2 separate regions of the Homo sapiens genome follow, and region 1 is linked to region 2. The links are chromatin loops, found by intact Hi-C in ENCODE. Cell type or tissue: GM12878. All regions are shown on one strand. Each heading gives the region's core, and the rest is flanking DNA. Links, peaks and the distances in the headings are about the cores only.

Region 1 (11,411 bases), core at 1,719-9,718, 56 kb before region 2:
CTGACAAAGGCTAATATCCAGAATCTACAAAGAACTTAAATTTACAAGAAAAAAAAACCCATCAAAAAGTGGGCAAAGGATATGAACAGACACGTCTCAAAAGAAGACATTTATGTAGCCAACAGACACATGAAAAAATGCTCATCATCACTGGCCATCAGAGAAATGCAAATCAAAACCACAATGAGATACCATCTCATGCCAGTTAGAATGGCGATCATTAAAAAGTCAGGAAACAACAGATGCTGGTGAGGATGTGAAGAAATGGAAAGGCTTTTACACTGTTGGTGGGAGTGTAAATTAGTTCAACCATTGTGGAAGACAGTATGACAATTCCTCAAGGATCTAGAACTAGAAATACCATTTGACCAAGCCATCCCATTACTGGGTATATACCCAAAGGATTATAAATCATGCTACTATAAAGACACATGTACACATATGTTTATTGTGGCACTGTTCACGATAGCAAAGATTTAGAACCAACCAAAATGTCCATCAATGATAGACTGGATTAAGAAAATGTGGCACATATACACCATGGAATACTATGCAGCCATAAAAAATGATGAGTTCATGTCCTTTGTAGGGACATGGATGAAGCTGGAAACCATCATTCTCGGCAACCTATCACAAGGACAGAAAACCAAACACCGCATGTTCTCACTTGTAGGTGGGAATTGAACAATGAGAACACATGGACACAGGGCAGGGAGCATCACACACTGGGACCTGTCAGGGGTTGGAGGGCTGGGGGACAGATAGCATTAGGAGAAATACCTAATGTAAATGACAAGTTGATGGGTGCAGCAAACCAACATGGCACATGTATGCATAGGTAACAAACCTGCATGTTGTGCACATGTATCTTAGAACTTATAGTATAATAATAATAAAAAAATAAGACTATTGCCTGGCTCACAACCCAGGGAAGTCCTGGGAACCACCTTTTTGAATACAAACATCTAGAGAGATAGTTCCTCCGTCTCTCTCAGTTCCTGTGGGAGAGTAAGGACCTAACTTTGGTGGGCTCAGCTTTCTCCAATGTGCTAAACTACCTGCTGTTGTAAAGACAGAAGTTTGTTTCCCTTCAGTTACTTAAGACAGGTTGTCTCGCCAGTTACCAGGATAAAGTTAAGATGAACTAGTAGAAGAAAAGTTGCTGTCAGGCCCTCTTACTTGAGGCCTAGTTATTGTTTATCTTGAAAACATGTATGCATGGGCTGTATCTAATTGGCTGTATGAGGGGGTGGAATTCCTTTCTGACTTTGCAGCTTCTTAGTGGGTTGTCTGTGATGCTCATCATATTCTGGCTTATTGTTGTTCAATAATACCTACTTTCTCTACTACCGTTGTAGAGAAGATTTCTGAGCTGGGAGGAGATTTTGTTTTTAATTATATATCTTCTAAGAAGAAACTGTTTCCGAGGCTCTTTTTAATCTGAATGTTTATTTTCTGAGTTTTGTAGTTCTGACTTTGTGCCGGCTAACAACAAAAGTAACTACAACACAAATTATTCACTATTAGAAACATTCACTCAAACGTCCTTACCAATATAATACTACTATCTAGCCTTCTCCAAGATAAGTGCTTTGGTAGGCTAATCTTTCAATGGGTGTACAAATGAAAATTGATTGCTATTTTAGATTCTGTTGAAGATGCAGTAATTTATAAACTCGGTAAAAGTTATGTGGAACCACTGCTCTGATGAGTCATAAAATCACTAAAGAGTATGGCAGAGCAAGACCTATTAACGATTATGAAGGAGAAATCTATAATAGGGAAAACACTTGTTTGGCTCTCAAAAGTCAGTCCCAATGCTCTTCTCTCTAACCTTCTGCCCACTAATGTGTTTGAAAAAATGAAGTATTAACTTTCCCACCTACATGATCCAGGTCTGAATAAAGGGATGTCAGAGAAATAATGCTAGGGATGGACTAGGGAATAGGGATTCTGGGAAAATCTTCTTCCTTTATTTGAAAGAAGAGATGCACACTGGGTGCTCTTTGACAGCTTCACTTCCCTTCTCCACCTGTCTCCCTACTTCTCCCCATTTTCTGCCTTGAACAAAGTCATGATGCCTGGAGCTGTGGCAGCTACCACATTTTGAAAAGTCAATATTAGATTCATGCTTTGCCCTACAAATTGCCTGTGGTAATGTAACTTCTGTGAAGTAGAAAATAAAACAAATTGTTTTCATTTGTATTAATTTTCAAAAATAAAATCTCAATTTTGGGGATTGCTATTTACTATGAAATTTTTAATAGAATAAATTATTTTCTCCTTGGAACCTTTTTTACTCAGATGAGGACTGTCTACATTTAAAGATTTTCAGGCAATTACTTTTTTAAAGCTTAAAACTTTAAACATTCTTGCCTTTGCCCAGAAGAACTTCCCAAATAGATCTTTTAGTTACATCTAAATGTGAAGAAAATGCCCTTCCTCTGTTTGAGGGGAAAAAGAAAATTGTAAAATAACCCAACTGCATGTTTTACATGAAGAAGCTAAATGTTCTGTTTGGTAAGGTGAAACATCTCTGTGTCTCTGCAGAATTTATTTTATTTTATTTTTCAGATAGAGTCTTACTCTTGCCCAGGCTGGACTGCAGTGGCCTGATCTCAGCTCATTGCAACCTCCACCTCCTGGGTTCAAGTGATTCTCCTGCCCCAGCCTCCTGAGTAACTGGGATTACAGGCATGTGCCACCACAACCGGCTAATTTTTTGTATTTTCAGTAGAGATGAGGTTTCACCATGTTGTCCAGGCTGGTCTTGAGCTCCTGACGTCAAGTGATCCACCCACCTCAGCCTCCCGAAGTGCTGGGATTACAGGCATGAGCCACTGTGCCCAGCCTCTGCAGACACTTTTTAAAAAGAAAATTCTGTCTTTAAAGGTTTGGACAGAATACTCTATGTCATCAGTGGGAATGGGGCTGTGTTTCTGCTGAAGAGAATAGAAAACCCTACCAGCTATATTCCTGGGAAGCACCTGGATGCAGGGCCATTGGGACTTAGGCAATAGGTCTTCTACTGGAGGGAAGGAGAGTTGATTTCCTTTGATGTATGCAACTAGACTCTTCTTTGCTCTGAGGAAGCTGCCCCTGCTATGTGCAGGTGGCCCTATGGCCAGGAAGGGACATAACTTTTCATGGCCTTCGTGTGTTTGAGACTGAGTTGATGGGCTCTGAGGTTAACCACATCCCTAGCTGCAGTTAATTCAAGGCACTTTTTGTATTTCATTTCCCCATTCTAGAACCATTAGCAAAGTCTGCCAAGTTATAATCTTGTCTCAGGAAGGGTGTGTGGGAAATAGTCTGTGTCCAAGGCACCGAGGAGGGGAAGAACAGCAGAGTTAGGAGCTGCAAGAGACAGTGCACCTCAAGGGGGCCAAGGCCCTTGCTGGCTCCAGCAGCTCCTAGGGTGCTCTATAGGAATGGCCAAAACACCTGTGAGGCAGCTGCCTATAGAGGATGGGACTTTTTGCTGACCAGTAGGATAGATGGAGACTCAGAGTCATCATAATTTGAGCTATTAACAGAGAAGTGTGTCTCCATGGGATGCAGAAGTTGGGGATAAATTTGTTACACATGGTTAGTGGAAAAGCTGCTGGAGCCCCAGCCTCCCCCTCTGAAGTATTGGCTTATTTCTACCCTTTTCCTCTTGGGATGCTATGCATTCCATCAGGCTTGGCTAGAATCCCACATCAGGCGGGGTGACAGCTCCTCTTCCTGTGGACGCTGTGACACATATCCCAGGCCCTGCCATGTTTAGCCAGCACAATGGCAGTTTTGGTTTAAGAGAGTCACCCCCAAATAGCCTGGTTCTTAGGGTCAGAGTCACCACACGAGCTGATGTCTCTACATCCCTGCAGCACTCAGGAAAAGGATGAAATGGACAACAGGGACTCTTGTAAGTATTTGAGATAAAATATAGTTATTAGGGTATCTAGAGACATAAAGGAGCAAAGAAAATAAGGACTTACCAGATTGTCCACAGACTGGAGCTGAAAGAGAGTAAAGAGCCAGCCATCAGCGTAGGCGAAGAGTCCCGAACTATTCACCCTGAGAGCCCATACACTCATATGCTACTTCCAACCAAGAGGAAGAGAAACACGTTCCATTCCATCCATCCCAGGGAAGCGGGGAAACACAGTGGCCAGACGCTCAGGCTGTGGACTCAGACAGTCTGGTTTGAATTTTAGCTGTATGACCCAGGGCAAACCACATGAACTTTCAAGTCTCAGTTTTCTCATTTGAAAAATGAGGCTCATGAAAGCGACCTCATAGTAATACTGTAATGAGTTAGATCAGTAAGGTTTCAATTAATGGCTGCTGTCATTAATTTTTTAGTATGGGGCTGCTGCTGATTCCTCTTCTCTTGACTCAGAACACTTATTATCATAGCTAATTTGGAACTCAAAATGAGACAGACAGTAGAGGGTAGTAGTTAAAAGCCTAGTTTCCAAAGTTAGATTATGGGTTCGAATCCTGACTCTGCCACTGTACTAGCTGCATAAACCTCAGGGACAAGACCAACATCTTTGTGCCTTCATTTCCTCATTTGTAAATGGGAGTTATAAAAGTTCCACCTGATCAAATGTTAGAGAATTGGATACATTTATACATGGGGTGCCCTTAGAAAAGTGGGATGTAGCCAGGGCTTAGCACAAATTAACTGACATCCTCACACATTATCCTGTAACTATTTGTGTAATATTTTTCTCATATTGTCGAGTCAGATGTTCTTGCATGTGTACGTTGAGGTTCTATTGAGAATGTCACCTCTTGAGGGCAGAATCTGTGTCCTTCAGGTCTCTGCATCCTCTGTGGTGCCCAGCAGTGTGGCATGCCAAGTATACCCATCCACTCACTCCTTAGTTCCTATCATGTGCCAATCACACTAATAGGTCTTCCCTTAGTTGGGGTCTGGGGATCAGGTGGGAACTAGACAAATACGCTTAATAAATATTTAATGAACAAAAGACTGACTGTTCTTTAATTCCCTAGTTTGAGCAACTAGGAAATCCGTGCCTCATTTGGACAAACACTGACAAGTGGTACAAAAGCAGGAAGAAAAAAATCAAAGGGAAATCATCTTATCTCTTCTCTTCTCATGCTCTTTGCAAACATCAGAACAGGTTTGAACTTAGAATACAGAGAAGGAAATAACTATTCTCAGCAGGTGATCCTTTCTACCTGAGTTCACAATCAGGACTTTATCCTTCACAAATAACTCAGTCCATCTTTTCCTCTGGGTCCTCATGCTCTGTGACGTAGGGACTGAACCTAGCCATAGGTTTCTTTTTGCATAAACAAAATAAGTCCATTTGGGGGTAAAATGATTTTCCATAGGCAATTCATAGCAAAAATAGATGAGAAATACATCTTTGGAAATCAATTATTATCATTTTCCCCTTCTACCAGTAAATCATTATCTTTCCTTTTTGTTCATTTTCTGCTGTTCTAAAATGGGAGTAAAAATCCATGATTGCAGCAGCAGAAAAGAGGGCTTTTGCTCATGGTGAGGCTCAGCTTTGCAGCAAGCAAAGGTCTCCTCCCCATCACTTACCAAAGGCCAGCAAGGACGCCCACAGCAGCATGGAAGCCTGCTCCAGGATTGGAGAAGGAGTTCTGAGGAGACAAGCCAGGTCAGCCCAGATTGCCAAAGCAGCACTTGCCTACACCAGCACCAGCAGTGAGCTCAGTAAGCTTCTTCTCTGCATAAAGCTGATTGAGATAATGAAGTGAAAGGGGGAAGTAGAGGAATCTTTCTGAAAACACCAAACAGCAATGTGGACCAGTGTGAGAGAATCCAGACCACAAAAATCAAAATTTAATAGAATTAAGTACTGCTGTGACATCCTGGGGTGAATCACTTCTCAAGGCTAAAGCTACTCTAGTTTCAGAACTCTCTAGGCTCTGTCTTTCAAGGAAATCACAACCTATTCTCTCTGCTACTAGAGATGAGGTGAGATTGCAGGCCTATTGAAATCCACATAATCTAAGGATGTCCCTGAATATCCCCAGAGATGAAGAATTTCTCATTCAACACAGAAAAGGCCTCCTCTGACCGCTGATACCTCTACTGGAACACCTCCAGCAGGCCGTCTGTAGACCTGATGAAACATCTCAATCACAAGACAACTCTCACCTTGTCTGATATATATGAAAATATCCTGACTCATCAGTCCAGGGGGAAACCACAACTTTTGATCTGAGTAGAAGGCAAGCTGAGGAGTAAATTATAGCCCCATCATGCTCTTCCTAGATAATAGGCCATAACATTTTTACTTAATGTCCTAGAATCCAAAATTTGCTACAGGAATGTCTTGGCAAATATATATTGATTGAAATACATATGCCTGGTATCTGGTGGCAGAGAGAAGAAGTTGTGATTTCCTTGAAAGACAAGAGGCTAGAGAGTTCTGAAAATATGATGGCTTTAGCCTTGAGAAGCGATTCACGTCAGGAAGTCAGAGTGGGTATTTAAATAATTCTATTAAATTTTGATTTTTGCCATTTGGATTCTTTCACACTGGGCAACATGCTGTTTGGTGTTTTGAGAAACACCTAATGCTCTCCCTACCCATAACAAACCTGCACACTCTGCTCATGTATCCCAGAACTTAAAAAAAAAATTAAGAAAAAAATGGAAAAATCCGTAGTGACGTTTTTTGGTACGTATAATATTTTGGTATGTATAACTCTTTAAAACTTTTTTATGCTATTATCTTGTGTATATGTATGTGTATATATATATATATATATATATATATATATATATATATATATAAAATGTTAATGGCAAAAAAAAAGAAACACCATGGTGCTTCAGGTATGGTGCCAGGTGCTGGAAGTACAGTGTTAATCAAGACTTGGAAAGCTTTCATTCTGGTGGAGAAGACAGCAAGTCAACAGGAAATTACATAGAAGTGAATTGTATGTAATTTCTGAGAGTCCACTAAGAGGGAAATCTGACCCAGTTCTGGGGATGCATAAGAGGCTTCCCTGAGGAAGTAACATCCAAGCTGAAAGAATATCATTCTAGGACTGAGAGATGAGCATGCACTAAGATGGAAGGCAGTTATCGTGACCATCACCATCACATCAAGATATCTGTGAATAGATAATAGACATAGGATGGATTAAGAGTGGTCTGTATTTTTCTAATATAATGTTTTTCTATATATCTGTAATAATTTATTTTCTAACTAGGGTTTGTATTGAACATCAACTATATTTTAGACAATGTCCATGGCCTTAGAAGAATAAAAAGGTGAATAAAGTGCATCTCTCTTAAAGACTTTAAAAAAGTCAATGTGGTAAGGGCCAGAGTAGACATAGACACAAGGAACCATAAAGACATAGAGCTGTCAAGGCGGCACATGGGTCCTTTGTCTCCTTGCCGTGTGACCGTGCTGTCATCTTTCAGCTGCCTTCATTTGTCCCAGGAGGAGCAAGGGTATAAAATGGCAGTCAAGAACCTGATCTGCAGAATCCCACACATCTGGATGAAATCTTGACTTCACCTCTTGCTAGTTGGGTGACTCTGGTCAAGTACTTAGCCTCTTTCACACTGGTAAAAAGGAGATAAAAATAATGTCCAGCTGAAGTGGATGTTGTTATTGATGTTTGTATGAATACATTAATGACATAGAACTCTCAGCTTAGTCCCTATGCTGAGAACTATTCTGTAATACTAGAAGTAACAAGTATAATGAACTAAAAAGCACTTTATAATTGACATAATATCCTACCAACATTTTTGTATTCCTTATAACACTGGAAAATAGTATTTAGCATGAGTTTAGAACTCCAATATTTATTGACTGACTAAGGATTGAGGGAAGTTGAAATCATATTGCCTGTTTTCTTGTTTCTACCATAAGTTTTGCTGAATGAATAGATTTCAATTAGCAAAATAAAATTTCACATTTATGATGTTATACAAGATGTCCAAACACAAAAATCATATTTATTTACAACTACTGTGTAAATGTTTAAGTTTACGTCAGTCAAGTACTATTTTTGTTGTGGTATTTAAGTCACTGACAGAAATATTTTAGTTATTGGTGCCAGAAGTGTGGTTAGTACTTTGAAACATCAGCCAGGAAGTACATATACCATGATTTATTAAGCAATTGCTTGACTAACCAGGAACTTTTAGATTTTATATTAACAAAGGACAAAAATAATTGTTTTCAATGAGAATGTAAGAAACTGAAATTTTTAAACTTTTCTAATTTTTTTTTGAAAAACATTTAAACCTTTACAGTTTAAAAAATAAATTTTCATTTTGGGGTAATTCTAGATTTATATAAAATAGTAAGGATAATACAAAGAGTTCCCATATAGGAAGCCCTCACCTGTTTCAATTTCCCCTACCGTTATCATTTCACATCATGGGGGTGCATTTATCAAAACTAAGAAACCAAGATTGCTACATTACTATTAATTACAGGCTTTATCCAGCTTTTTTCAGTTTTTCCATTGATACCTTTTTCCTCTTCTAGTATCCCTTCTAAGATACTACATTACATTTAGTTATCTTTGCTCCGTCTCTACATTACTATTAATTACAGGCTTTATCCAGCTTTTTTCAGTTTTTCCATTGATACCTTTTTCCTCTTCTAGTATCCCTTCTAAGATACTACATTACATTTAGTTATCTTTGCTCCGTCTCTACATTACTATTAATTACAGGCTTTATCCAGCTTGTTTCAGTTTTCCATTGACACCTTTTTCCTCTTCTAGTATCCCCTCTAAGATACTACATTACATTTAGCTATCTTTGCTCACAGACGTCTCTTCTCCATCTGTGAGTTTCTCAGTGTTTCCTTGTTTTTCATGACCTTGACAGTTTTGAGGAGTACTGGCTAGGTAGTTTGCGGCGTCTTTCAATCTGGGTTTGTCTGACGTTTTGGTCATAATTAAACTGGGGTTATGAGTTTTCACAAAGAATACTACAGCGGTAGAGTGTCCTTCTCATCACATTGGGGGTATGGAATCTCAACATGACTTATCACTGGTAATGTAAATTGTGATCACTTGGTTAAGGTAGTGTTTGCCAGGTTTCTTCGATGTAAAATTACTGTTTGTCTTTTTCTATATTCTTTCGTTTGGGAGCAAGTCCAGCCCACAGTCAGGGTGAGAGGTGAGGTAGGGGGATTTGTCTCCTTGTTCTTATTTACTTATTCATGTATTCATCCATTCAATCATTTATTTATATCACTATAGATTTGTATATTTACTTTAAACTTTGGTAACAATATAATGCTTTATATATTTTGTTGCTCAAATTGATCCAGCTTTGGTGATTGGGAGCTCTTTCAGGTCAGCTTCTTCTTTGTGCCTTTGAGAAACTCTCATCATTTTCCTTGTTGGAACATTTCTGTACTGTCTGGCACTACGAGATGCTCCTGGCTCATCTTACATTTTCCTGCCCCAACTCTAGAATCAGCCACTTCTTCAAGGAGCCCCAATTCCTTTCAGTAGAGACTGATATTTAGAAACCAAGATCTGAGTGCTGAGTATGGTCTTTACTACTACGGGAGAATCATACATTTTTAACTATGTGACAGGGAGTCTGTGGTCTTGTCAGTGCTTTATGGGTGGGAAAAATACTGGAAAGATAAATTTGTTGTTCTTGCTATTAAAAGACTCTTCTCCCAAATCAGTGGCTGTATACGTAATGATTTCTATAGCCATTTGTTAGTAATGGAGGAACAGCCGCTTGGAGTAATCAACTTTGAACTTCAAAGAAAAGGCAGTGAAGAAGCTCAATTACATTTATTTGTAGGCTGGTGCCATCTAGAAGCCGCATTTTATTTTCCATGACTACAGATAATAATATTTCTAGCCTTCAGTGGTAAAATATAATCTCCTTTTGTTTTAGAGACGTTTCCGAGATGATTTCTTGTTCTAAGTCGAGACTCTTCTATCTTCATGAACATACAGATCTTTTTGCTCAAAAACTTGTCCAAAGTGAGAACAGAATCGCAGGTTGTTAGTGCCCTCTATTCCAGATTCACAGATCCACAGTTATGTAGTAGAGGGTGTGAAATGGACACCAGATTTGAACTCTAAGGCCTGGCTATGGTTTTGCTTCATCACTTACAAGCTATGTAGCTGAAGGCAAATCCATTTTGTTACTTGGAGACGTTAACAAGAAAACTTTCATTTCCCCAATATTTTTATTTCAAAAAATTTTAAACCTTTCAAAAAAATGGCAAGAATAGTACAATAAATACTTACCTGCTCTTCACTGAGAGTTATCAGTTATTAACATTTAGCTATATTTGGTCAGTTTTTCCTGAGGGTTGGCCAAGGCAGTGCTGCTTGAGGGATGTGTCAGAAGCTTGGATGTGCGGGCTGGCTCGTTCCAATGTATTGTACTATGGGATGGAGCTGCGAGCAGGAATAAAAGTAGGAAGCTGTAAGCTTGAAACAGGAGACCAGAGCCTGCTTTCCTTGTCATACCTTGTTCTAGTATAAAATTCCCATTATCTTAAAATGTTATATTTGAACCCAGACTTCTAGGTCATTATGAAGGTATATTTGTCAAAGTAGGAGAATAAAACACATCTTATTAGCTTATTAGATTAATTTATAACTTTTTTTTTTTTGAGACAGAGTCTAGCTCTGTCGCCCAGGCTGGAGCTCAGTGGCGCAACCTCCGCTCACTGTAAGCTCCGCCTCCCGGGTTCCCGCCATTCTCCTGCCTCAGCCTCCCGAGTAGTGGGGACTACAGGCGCCCGCCACTACGTCCAGCTAATTTTTTATATTTTTAGTAGAGACGGGGTTTCACCTGTGTTAGCCAGGATGATCTCGATCTCCTGACCTCGTGATCCGCCCGCCTCGGCCTCCCAAAGTGCTGGAATTACAGGCCTAAGCCACTGCGCCCGGCTGATTTATAACTTTTAAATCCTCAGATCTATACTAGGAAGACCTCAACTTGCACTGTTGCCGGGGCCTCTGCAAAAGTTAGGGAGGGACAGAACACTTACCTAGAAGGGGAAGGGAGATACTTATTTTCCATTAATTCACTTAATGTAGAAACTGATTTTCTACTACATTCATTTCTATTAGCCAAAACTGAGTTAATTTCTTGAAAAAGAATCACCAAAATAAAAGTTTTAAAATCATAACTTTTAGATTTCAAGATTTCTCAAACCAGGCAATTTATTAGACTGTATATTGAAGAATTTAAAAATTAGGTGTTAAAGTAAAATCATGCATCCACTGGTAAACAACATTAAGCTAAGCATTTTATGGCTTCCAAATTTTATCTGTAACTACTCATTTTTAGCTGGAACTGCACATCACAAAAACATTCAACAGAGAAGTTTGCTTTAGAGAGGTGTATTTAAAAAATTAAACTGGACGATGAGCTCCATTTCATGGGAGTGGAGGAA
Region 2 (11,411 bases), core at 2,110-10,109:
ATAAGTTTTGATATTTATGGTCAATCTTCCTAATTCATGAATATTCATAAATTTATAACTATACCACATAGATGATATGATCAAGAGCAGGGGCTGTATAATTCATAGCAATAATAGCAAACAAGCTGGTGATAAATAAATGCACTGGGAATGATTAAAGAATAAATAATACTTTTTAAAATCTTGGCTTCCTATATGTATGCTTCCTATTTTTGTTACTAATTTAGTGTGTTGGCCAGGATCTAAAAACTATTGCATATGATGATGATTGCAATCATCTTGGTTCTAGCTCCAATTTGAATGGCAATTTTAGTCTTGTTTTTAAGGTGTAATATTGGCTGTCAGTCTAGAACACATTCTTTATCATGTTAAGTAAGGATTCTTCTGGCTTAAGAATAATTATTTTTGGAATGGATATTGATTTTTAATACTTATGTCAATACTTTTGACACCTGTTGTCATTATATAATTTCTTTTGTTTGTTTTTTGTTTTGAGAGACAGGGTCTCAGTCTGTTGTCCAGACTGGAGTGCAGTGGTGTGATAACAGCTGACTGCAGCCTCAACCCCCCAGGCTTAAGTGATCCTGCCACCTCAGCTTCCTGAGTAGCTGGGACTACAGGCACACAACACCACACCTGGCTAATTGTTTCTGTAGAGATGAGGTTTCGCCATGCTGCCCAGGCTGGTCGCAAACTCCTGGGCTCAAGCGATCTGCACATCTCAGCCTTCCAAAGTGCTAGGATTATGAGTCACTGTGCCTAACCAACATAGTTTCTTTTACTTAGCATTTTGATGTGTTTTTTTTTTCATATAATAACAGTGAATTTCCATATAGTCTTCAATTCTGATACAAATCCTACTTGGTAGTATTTAGTGTAAAGATTTAAATGGATTAAAACATATAAATTACTAGTGAGCACTCAACAAATACTAACATTTCTATTATCATCATTTTGGTTTTGATGTGCTGCTAAATTCTTATTTAAGAGGCCAGGAGCTTATAGTCCAAAAACATTTGCCCAGTCCCCTCTCAGCCTAGAGACTGCCTTAGGACAAAATACAACAGAAGATTTTGTGAGCATCTGAGGTTAGCGCTCAGTGCCCACCCAATCCAGGTCTAGATTCACGGTGTCCACTCACCTAGAACCAGCATCAAAGGCCACAGCAACATGAGGACCTGTCCTGGAAAACCCAAAGGAAGTTTATCTTGGAGAATGACCATACAATTCAGGTCTGAGTACAGATGCTCTCCACAGTGGCACCCATGAGCATTGCCTAGAAGATTTCGAAAAAGGGAAGCCAAGGATACTGCTATTTGCTAATTGCCTTTCTTCTGCCATGGGTCCTAAGGAAATGAAGTTGTTTTCTTGTTTTTAAGTCTTCTTAAATACAGGGTGACATTATGGCTGAAGTAGACAAGAAGCTATCCAGGAACTTTAAGACCTGCTATCCTGTTAGAAAGTTTCAAGTCTCCTTAGCTTCTGTGTCTGGGGGACTTCATTCACTCATTTAACAATTATCTACTGAGTATTCACTGTGTTTCACTGGTTGCACAGTATTGACAAAAGTGACATGATCCTTATCTTTATGTAATTTCTAGTCTAATAAGGGTAGAAAGACTTTATAGAGAATAACATGTCCTCTATTTCCTATTAGAATCTAAAAACTTGATATCTTTCGAGAGTACTTCTTATCTGCCATTTTCTATATACCATTTGGTTCCTTATAGATTCTATTTTGCCTACACCTTGCAAAAAGTCCTATGCTCTAAAAGCTATTGGCTCTCTCCTTGGGCAAAAATCTCAACTTCTTCATCACTATTAAATGAGTTAATATGTGAAAGCCCTTCAAATAGTGCCTGGCATATATGATACATAAATAAATAAAAAAGAGACGACTATTTGTCTCAAACTTGGCATGCACTAAACTGCTCCAGTCCACTTCCAGAGTATATACTGCCCAGCTTTTCCTCACCCAGTGGGTCCTTAGTGCTCCATCGATTTTACAAGTATCCCAGGTTTCTTCTATGACAGTTCCATGGCTGAGTGTGTGGCCAGTGCTCTGAAGCTTGTGGGTGACAATGATACCATAACAGTGTCCAGGAAGCTTCTTTGGAAAGAATGTAAAATGGTCTTCCCAGTAGTGGATTCTACGGTTGAATGACCCTGGCGCTTCCTGAGATATAGACAGGCCCTGAAAACAGTGTCAGGGAGACACTGAGGAGCACTATCTGTTCAGGAGCAGATGACTACCTTCCTCCTTGACCCAAATCTTATTTTTCTTTCCTTTCCCCTCATTCTCATTCCAGGTCCATCCATCAGTGCTTTTGACTGCTGAACTCAAGACATTTATTCTCTTTTCCAAAGTAGAGATTAGTTGTCTATTAGAGAGCCCATAGAGGCTCCTAAAGAGCTATTTCTTCTAGAATTAAGGAGGGTTAAGTTCTTCAATCCCAAAGACCTGTTTATCTTCTTGTAGGTGGAGGTCACTGTTCCCCGAGCCATTCTCCACACTCCTTCCCAGACTACAAGTTCACACAAACATATGGAATCAGTACGGAGTGAGGACACTTTCTGTCACATTTTTGTTAAAAACCATAAAGTGGTCTAAGACTTTACTGGAACATATTGTTACATGTAAAATGATTCAGCACATAACAACTGTTTGCACAGGTAGAACTGACTTCTTGAATTTGATATCTACTTTTTATGAAGAGATATAGATACAATTACTTCTACCTCAGACATTATTTCTATTCTTTTACTCCTCTGATTGCAGTATGTTGCAGTTGGGAGGTGGAGAAGGGAAGGTTTTGGAAATCTAAAAAGGCCTTCTCTATGCAGTCTTGCTTAAATTTCAAGTATGGTAGTAATAATAAACATAATTGTCATCATCATCATAGCTCATACTTATTAAGCACTTACTTAATGTCATGTGTTGGGCTAAGGAATTCATTTTCTTCTCAGGAAACCCCTATAAGTTAGATTATGCTGTTATTCACATGTCAGAATGTCTTCAGAGTTAAAACAAATTGCTGCATCTTGCACCTTCTTATTACTAAAGAAGAGGCACAATACCTGGTGGATATCTTTGGAATTTGTATGCAATATATCCTCATTTACGTGCACAACTCTTACCCATTTGCTGAGGAGCCCATAACACTATTAATTCTGAGTGAGGCTCAGGGCAAGAGAAGGCTCTGCAATAATTCCAGATTGCCTTGAAAGCTGCTTGACCACTTGAGACTTGTGGTGTGGTAGATCCGATGTAGCCTGAAATGACTATAGAAAATATGGATGTTGTATAGTGCTTCTAAGGGTCAGAAAAGGAAAATTAGAGCACAGACTTCTAGAATTTTAGATAAAAGTTATACTCTCTTCTGGAGATAATGTTCTTTTAGGATACAGCATCAAGTTTGCCTAGACCTTACTAAAAACTTAATACTTAACATGGGACATCAAGTGACCACGCAATCTGCAATTCGAACTGCTCATCATGAGTGGGGTTTTATGTAGCCACAAGATTGTACATGCACAGCAGCAATACATCTATATATATATGATGTATATATGACTGGGTTTAACAAGGCATAAGTAAGTTGTATGAGCAGGTGGCTCAGACTGCTAAGGTACCAACTTTTACTGCATTCCCTCCTCTCCTGCAGTTCACATCTATAGCCTCATGTGGAACTCCTTTTAACTAGATAACTACAGAAGGAAAACCAGGGCTTGCTTCACAGATGATTTAGTAAAATATGTTAGCAAAACTGGAAGTGGACTGTTGTATTACTGCAACCACAATTAGTATTGTTCTTGAAAGAAAGTGATGAAGGAAATCCTTCAAAGGGGGCAGAACTTAAAGTAGTAGCAGTAGTAATGGTCATCTACTCAGTCTGGCTTGAAACTACATTAATCCTGATTGATTCAGCCTTATAGTTGAGGTTCACTGAGCTCCCCTCCTTGGGCTAGGAAGTCTGGCTTTTTGGCTAAGGAGATAGAAACAGCCCTGGGAAAGAGAGACAGTTACAACTTTCAGAGCAGAGGTACTCAGAGGACTGGGTCAGAAACAGGCTGAAAGTTCTCCGCTCCAGCAAACAGGACATGTAGCAGAACACTCATTGCCTTCCCTCTACTGAGGGTGTGATAAACCTTAAATACTAGAGGAGAAGACCCATGCTCTACAAGTCAGCAATTAGGTAAATTAGACAATTTCAGAAAGTGGCAAATTATTTAAAAGAAACAAAATAGAAGTCAACATACGTGGGCAGAAAATATGAAACAACCAATGAAATAACTAGTATTTGAGTGGCTAGCAAATTTCAGACCTAGATCCAATCTCTTTACTTGTTTAATTCATTCAATCCTCACAAAAATCTTAAAAGATGGATATCATTGTTCCCATTTTACAGATGAGGAAACTGACGCATAGGGAGGTTGAGCAGTTTGTCCAAGGACACAGAGGGCAGGTAGAGGAGTCTGTCTGATTGCAGGGTCGAGGTAGTTCCAAGGATCCCAACAACCTCCCACTTTCTGATTCCAGCTTGTTTATGACCTTCCTGCTTAGAATTCTGACAGCTATCCATTTTCCTTTACCATAAATTACCGTTTTTACTTAAGGTTGCATAAGTGGGTCCATGTTCCCTGCTACCAAAAGAGTCCTATCAGTATTTATAAATAAAAGAGTAATTTCCACTTTCAGTAGACTTAAACCTGCATGGAGAGGAAGGCTCTTCTCTTTTCCTTATTAGCATTGGACGCCTTTCTTTCCAACAGGTCCTGAGGGACAAAAGGAGATTGTATGAAGAAATATTTGAAGGATCCGGTGGACCTGAAGCTGAAACTAAATGGCAGGGTTGGATATTGAAAGCAGATAATGATTATAATGGTATTACTTTATTCTAGGCATGGAACACGGATTTATCTGTAAAATTCCTTTTGTGCATATTTGTTTTCAGGGTCCATCTCAATGGAGTTATATCAACTACTGCACCCTGAGAAGATTTATAACATGGAATTTGGTCCATCAACAACCACTTACAAAATCTGCCTTTCCCTTTGAAGATCTCTTCTGTCTCCCTCATTGGCATTTCTCAGCAGATACGTTTATTTTGTAAGGCAGGACCTGCTCGCATAAAATGGAAAGCAGGTGACCGGAGTGGAGATGAGTGTAACCACTGCGCTTCCTTGGCCTGAGATGATAGAAGACCAAACTCTGGCAGCTGTTAGAGAGAAAGGGCTTAGATAGATATTGATGAGTCTCCTGTGCACTGGTCAGAGAGTCAGTCTTGCCCGGTGGTCATGAAGAAGGTACAGAAGTCACAGATTATTTTTTCTTCCTCATGGAGCTGCCAAAAAGGAGACACCAGAGATTAGCATAGAACTGTTAATTTTTCAATCTTTTCAGTTTGTAACCTTTGGAGAACTTTCTCAAGAACCCACTAACCACTACTTCCTCTTTTTGTGACTACTTCTCTCTGTTCTTTTTTGACTCCACATGGTGTATGTAAAGCAGCCCTATCCTAGCAGAAGGGCTGAAGAAACAGTAGCTGCTAAAGAATAATCACAGTAATTGCCCATGGACAGGAAAGAGGGTAAAGGTCCATTTTAAGAGTAGTTTGTGTAGATAGGTTCACTCAACGAATCCAAGGAAGGGAGAGATAAGAATTTATAATTGTCAGGAAGAGAAGAATTTGTAAATATGATTTTACCACAAAAAGCAGAGTAAACAGAGGAAACTGAAGCATCAAGGGAACCTGTAAGAGGCTCCTACATTGTCAGTTATATTCTTATTTATTTATTTATTTATTTATTTATTTATTTATTTATTTTTTAGTAGAGTTGGGGTTTTGCCATGTTGCCCAGGCTGCTCTTGAAATTCTGGGCTCAAGCAATCTACTGGCCTCAGCTTCCCAAAGTGCTGGGTTTATAGGCGTGAGCCACCATGCCCGGCCTTTTGTCAGTTATATTTTTGACACACATGTCTCTTCATTCATCAGCAAGGCACTGTTTTTGTCTTGGATATTAAGAGTTTTCTCCTGTAAGTGTGTAGCACAGAAAATAATTAATACTTTAATCTATATGCCACCATATTCACTTTTGCAAAAAATGAAGCTGCTCTATAGACTGGGTGGCCCAAGGGTTATAGTTCTCTTGAACGGTAACCCTCAGTCCATGATTCTGAAATGGTCTTTTTCTGTTAGCAATTCCTATTTCTAATTCTTTCTCTCCTGGACCTAATTTTATGAGGTTTTGACCATCAAAACACCACACTTTAGAGAACACAATTGGAGAAGTGACTTGTCTCCACATTACCTGTGATAATTTCTTCTCTTAATCTCAAACTCAGATGAAGTCTTGGTTCCATATTTAGAGAAGTTTCAGTAGAAGTCCTCATGTCTTAACCTATGGCTAAGCAAGATATCTTGGTAAATTAGCACATGTTCATAATCTATTAAATAACCTTGGTAGGTTAAAGATACCATAAACAAAAGTAAAAGGCAAAAGACATACCATAGATATCTATATCACACATAATTAATTAAAGATTACTATCCTTAGTTCATTAAAAAACTCACATAATTTGTTAGGAAAAGAGTATCTTAACTTGTTGAAAATGTGAAAAATTTTTATCCTAAATGGACTATTGATTAAAAAAAGAACACTCCCTGAAACACATAAGATTATATTCTACTTCACTAATAGTCAAGTAAATTAAAATTTAAACAATAAAATGTAATTTCTGTTATCATTTTTGCAAAAACAATAAAGAAAGTACAGCACCCAGTGTTGGAACTCATAAATGATTTCCTGCTGGTGCCATACAATGTAAAAACTTTCTGGATTATGAGATGCAAAGTTCCGTATACTACTTTTCACAATAAAAGTTTATTCTGAGGAAGAGAGGAAAAGATTTCATCTCAAAGTTTTTACAAAAGCAAAAAAACAAAAATATACAGAAGAATGGTAAATTAGGGTACGTATATAGATGCAGTATTATAAAGCTATTAAACTCGCGTCTTAGAAGAATATTTTTAAAGCATGAAAAGTGTTCAAATATGTAAAATAAGCATTTAATACAATTGCAGTCCAAGTACGTAAAATGCATATACACACATATGTAGATACATCCTGAATAATGCAGACCTTACTGACCAATGAGTATAAATATGTCCATTCATAGTTAAGCTAGAATTTCACTTCTGGAATAATATTGTAAATTCCCTTCAGACAAGCCATCTAACTGGTAACAATCAGACAAGCCATCCAACTGGTAACAATTATATGTTACATAAAATACAGAAAATGACTACCTGAGAATTCTGAAGAGTAAAAGAGCAGCCAGGGTGTAGTGGGGAAATGAAATTTGGAGAAGTGACTGGCATAGCAGTTAGTTTTCCATTTTTATTGTAGATTTGATTTGTGGATTTGTTTTTTGTAGCAGAGAAGGCATATTGTAGGTTGGTAAGATTTTTGGTAGCTCATTGTCTTTCTGGCCAGAGGATCTAAAAAGGGAGTCTGATTAACCGCAGTTACTAGAAGGTGGAGGGAGAATTCCATAGAGGAGAGAGCCAGAGAAGGAAGTCCCTTAATTTTCTGTGTGGTTAAATACACAAGTTCAGGCTGACACCTGAGCCATATAAGCACAGGACTGTCTAAAAGCAGTACACCAAAGAACTAAATAATTGAATTAAGATTTAAACCACCACCTATGGAAGGAAAGGCAGAGCTTACACATTGAGTCTAACTGGGTTAAATGCCTGCTAAGACAAAAAACAAAAACAAAAACAAAAACAGCATGCTGGATGTCACAGAACACAGAATCTATACAACATAACATTAAAATGTCCAAGATAAAATGAAAAGTACTCAACATACAAAGAAGCAGGAAAATGAATTCAATTTTTCAGAATAAAGACAATCAATAGATGCTAGCTTCAGATGCATCTGATGTTGGAATTATTTGATGAGAATTTTTTTAGTAGGCACAATAACTATACTCAATGAGATTTTAAAAAATATATAAAATGAATAAAAAGGCAGGAAATCTCAGCTGAGATATATAAATAGAGAACCAAATAGAAATTTTTGAAATAAGTCTGTAACATATTTTAAAAATTTACCAAATGGACTTACAGTAGAATGAATAGGACAAAGGAAAGAATCAATAAAATTAAAACTATATCAATTAAATTATTCATCTAAAATATAGAAAGAAAGTTTGAAAAAATAAACAGAAACTAGGGACATGTGGGACAATATCAAGTCTATCAAAAACTGTAACATACATATATTTGGAATCCCAGCAGAAAAGGAGAGAAATTGGACATAAAATAATATTTAAAGAAATTGCAGCTGAAATCTCCTCAGATTTGGTGAAAAACATACATTTACAGGTTTGAGAAGTTCAATGAACCCTACACAGGATAAATTCAAAGAAAACCATACCAAAAACATAACCAGACTACTAAATATCCAAGATAAAGACCAAATCTTGATTGTAGACAGAGAAAAAACAAATTTTTAAAGAAAGGGACAACAATTATCAAACTTGGTTTTTATATTGAGCAAAAATATCCTTCAAAAATGCATGCAAATTTTTTTTTTTCAAAAAATAAGTAAAGCAAAATGTAGAGACTAACTGTCAGAAAACACTACAAGAGATTCTAAAGAAGTCCCTGTCGGAGACCAGCCTGGGCAACACAGTGAAACCGCGTCTCTACTAAAAATAAAAAATTTGCTGGGCATGGTGGCTCGCGCCTGTAATCCCAGCTACTCGGGATGCTGAGGCAGGAGAATTGCTTGAATCCGGGAGGTGGAGGTTGCAGCGAGCCAAGATCGCACCACTGCACTCCAGCCTGGGCGACAAGAGCAAAACTCTGTCTAAAAAAAAAAAAAGAAGAAGTCCTTAGGCTAAAGGGAAATGAAATTAGAAATAATGGGGATCATTAGAAAAAATTAACGACATTGTAAGTGGTAAATATCTAGGGAAAAATAGAAAAGACTGCATTTTTCTGTTTAAGTTATCTAAAATATAAGTACTTAACAAATTATAACAATTTTTCGTGGGATTTTTAAAACATACATTGATATAATGCCTATACATCCATCCTATAAATGATTGGACACTTATGGGATATAAATGAAAGGATAGGACAACCATCTTATAAATGATTGAAGGGGTGGACATATATATACCTATCAATTTCAAGATTCTACATTTTCAGTGGAGAGGCAGAGTATCAATTTTAAGTAGGCCATGAAAGATTAAGAATGTATATTGTAACCTCTAGATCAACCTTTGAAAACAATACAAGGATGTATTACTAAAAAGAAAACAGATACATTAAGATGGAATACTAAAATTTCAAATGATTCGAAAGAGAAAAAGGAGAAAAAATGAACAAAAAATGGTGGAGCAAATGGAAAATAAAAATTTTTTAAATTCAACCATATTAATAATTACCTTAACTATGAATAGTATAAGAATTTTAACTGAAGGAAAAGATTATCTAAATAGATTTTAAAAAGTAAGGCCAAAGTATATGATGCTTACAAGAAGCTCACTTGAAAAATAAAAACACAAACAGATTGAAAGTAAAAAAGATGGAAAATGATATGTTATTTAAACAGTAAACATAAGAGAGCTGAAGAGGTTACATTACTACTGAATTAATAAACTTTAAGACAAACAATATTATTAGACAAAAATAAGGTGTTTTATTTTAACAAAAGGGACTATTTCAGGAAGACATTACTAACGTGTGTGCATTTCTTACTAGGGTCTCAAAATATATGAAGCAAAAATTTGTGGTATAAAAACAGAAATAGAATAATTCTACAATCATGGTAAAAAATTTTTAACATTGCTTTCTCAGCCGTTGGTAAAATGAGATAAAAGCACAAAAAATTTGAACAACACTCACCACTTTCTTGATTTAATTAATTGATATTTATAGAACACTCTATTCCGAAACTGTAGAATATACATTATTTTCAAGTGCACATGTATGTCACCAAGAGAGACCATATGCCAGGCCATAAAACAAGTGCTGATAAATCTGAAAGGACTGAAATAATATTATGTTCTCCAACCACAAAGTAATTAAATTATAAGTCAGTACCAATAAGATATTCAGGAAAATCTCAAATACTTGAGAATTAACAACATATTTTAAAACAGCAATGTGTTGAAGAAAAAATGAGTATTAGAAACTATTTGGCACTGAATGAAATACTAAAATATGTACAAGTAATCTAGAAGAATGCTGGAAGGGAAAAGAAAAAAAAATAAAAATCAGAGGAAAACAAGAAACAAATAATAAGATGGAAGGCCTAAATCTAACCATATCAATGAGGACAATATTTGTGAGACACAGCTAAATGAGCATTAGGAGGAAAACTGATAGCTTTTAATGCTTATATGCAGAAGAATGAAACTAGACACCTATCTCTCACCATATACAATAAACAACTCAAAATGATTAAAGACTTAAATGTAAGACCTGAAACTAAAACTACTGGGAAAAAAAAAACAAAGGGAAAATACTTCAGGACATTTGTCCAGGCAAAAATTTTATGAATGAGGCATTAAAAACAAAGGCCACAAAAGCAAAAATAGGCAAATGGGATTTTATCAAACTAAAAAGCTTCTGCACAGCAAAGGAAACACTCAACAGAATAAAGAGACAAACTATTCGTCTGTCAAATGATCAATATACAGGATATACAAGGAACTCAAACAACTCAACAGCAAAAATGAACCAAACAAAAACAATCTGATTTAAAAATGGACAAAAATCTGAATACACATTTCTCAAAAGAAGACATGCACATGACCAAACCAGCATATGAAAAAATTCTCAACATCATTAATTATCAGAGAAATGCAAGCCAAAACCACAATGAGACATCATGTCACTCCAGTTAGAATGGCTGTTATGAAAAGGACAAAAAGTAACAAATGCTGGTGAGGATGCAAAGAAAAAGGAACTATTGGTGAGAATATAAATTAGTATATCCACTATTGAAAAGAGTATGAAGGTTTTTCAAAAAAACTACAAATAGGCCGGGAGCGGTGGCTCACGCCTGTAATCCCAGCACTTTGGGAGGCCAAGGCTGGTGGATCACTGGCGGTCAGGAGTTTGAGACCAGCCTAGCCAACATGGTGAAACCCCGTCTCTACTAAAAATGTAAAAATTAGCCAGGCAGGATGGTGGACGCCTGTAATACCAGCTACTCGGGAGGCTGAGGCTGGAGAATCGCTTGAACCCAGGATGCTGAGGTTGCAGTGAGCCAAGATTACGCCATTGCACTGCAGCCTGGGAAAGAAACATCTCTAAGTGGGTTCCCTGCTTTAGCATAAATGGAAGAGAATAATACAGAAGTACACCCACATTTATATAGGTAATTGG

The links. Hi-C counts contacts between places; a loop is a spot of excess contacts. Peaks named below come from ENCODE experiments on the same cell type or tissue, not always from the same donor. Only the 100,000 strongest peaks of a DNase experiment are listed, where the experiment ranks them.
Region 1: a loop joins it to region 2, with 2.9 times the contacts of the local background. A loop is called at or near these places in 2 of 110 quality-filtered maps.

The regions. Positions count from the first base shown.
Region 1 is chr1:157,592,348-157,603,758 of GRCh38, forward strand. FCRL4 (Fc receptor like 4) reads right to left here and starts at 5,738. Exons shown (of 12, transcript NM_031282.3): 1 at 5,567-5,738; 2 at 3,981-4,001. The coding sequence starts at 5,597. In GM12878, for the core only: no CTCF peak of the experiment used is centred there; DNase peaks (open chromatin) are centred at 3,204, 4,185, 5,794 and 6,074; H3K4me3 peaks cover 336 bases.
Region 2 is chr1:157,647,867-157,659,277 of GRCh38, forward strand. LOC105371457 (a long non-coding RNA gene) reads right to left here. Exons shown (of 3, transcript XR_922184.3): 2 at 6,313-6,408; 3 at 4,318-5,345. Among named protein-coding and RNA genes, the nearest start is that of FCRL3-AS1, 42 kb to the right of the region's middle. In GM12878, for the core only: no CTCF peak of the experiment used is centred there; a DNase peak (open chromatin) is centred at 5,455; H3K27me3 peaks cover 436 bases.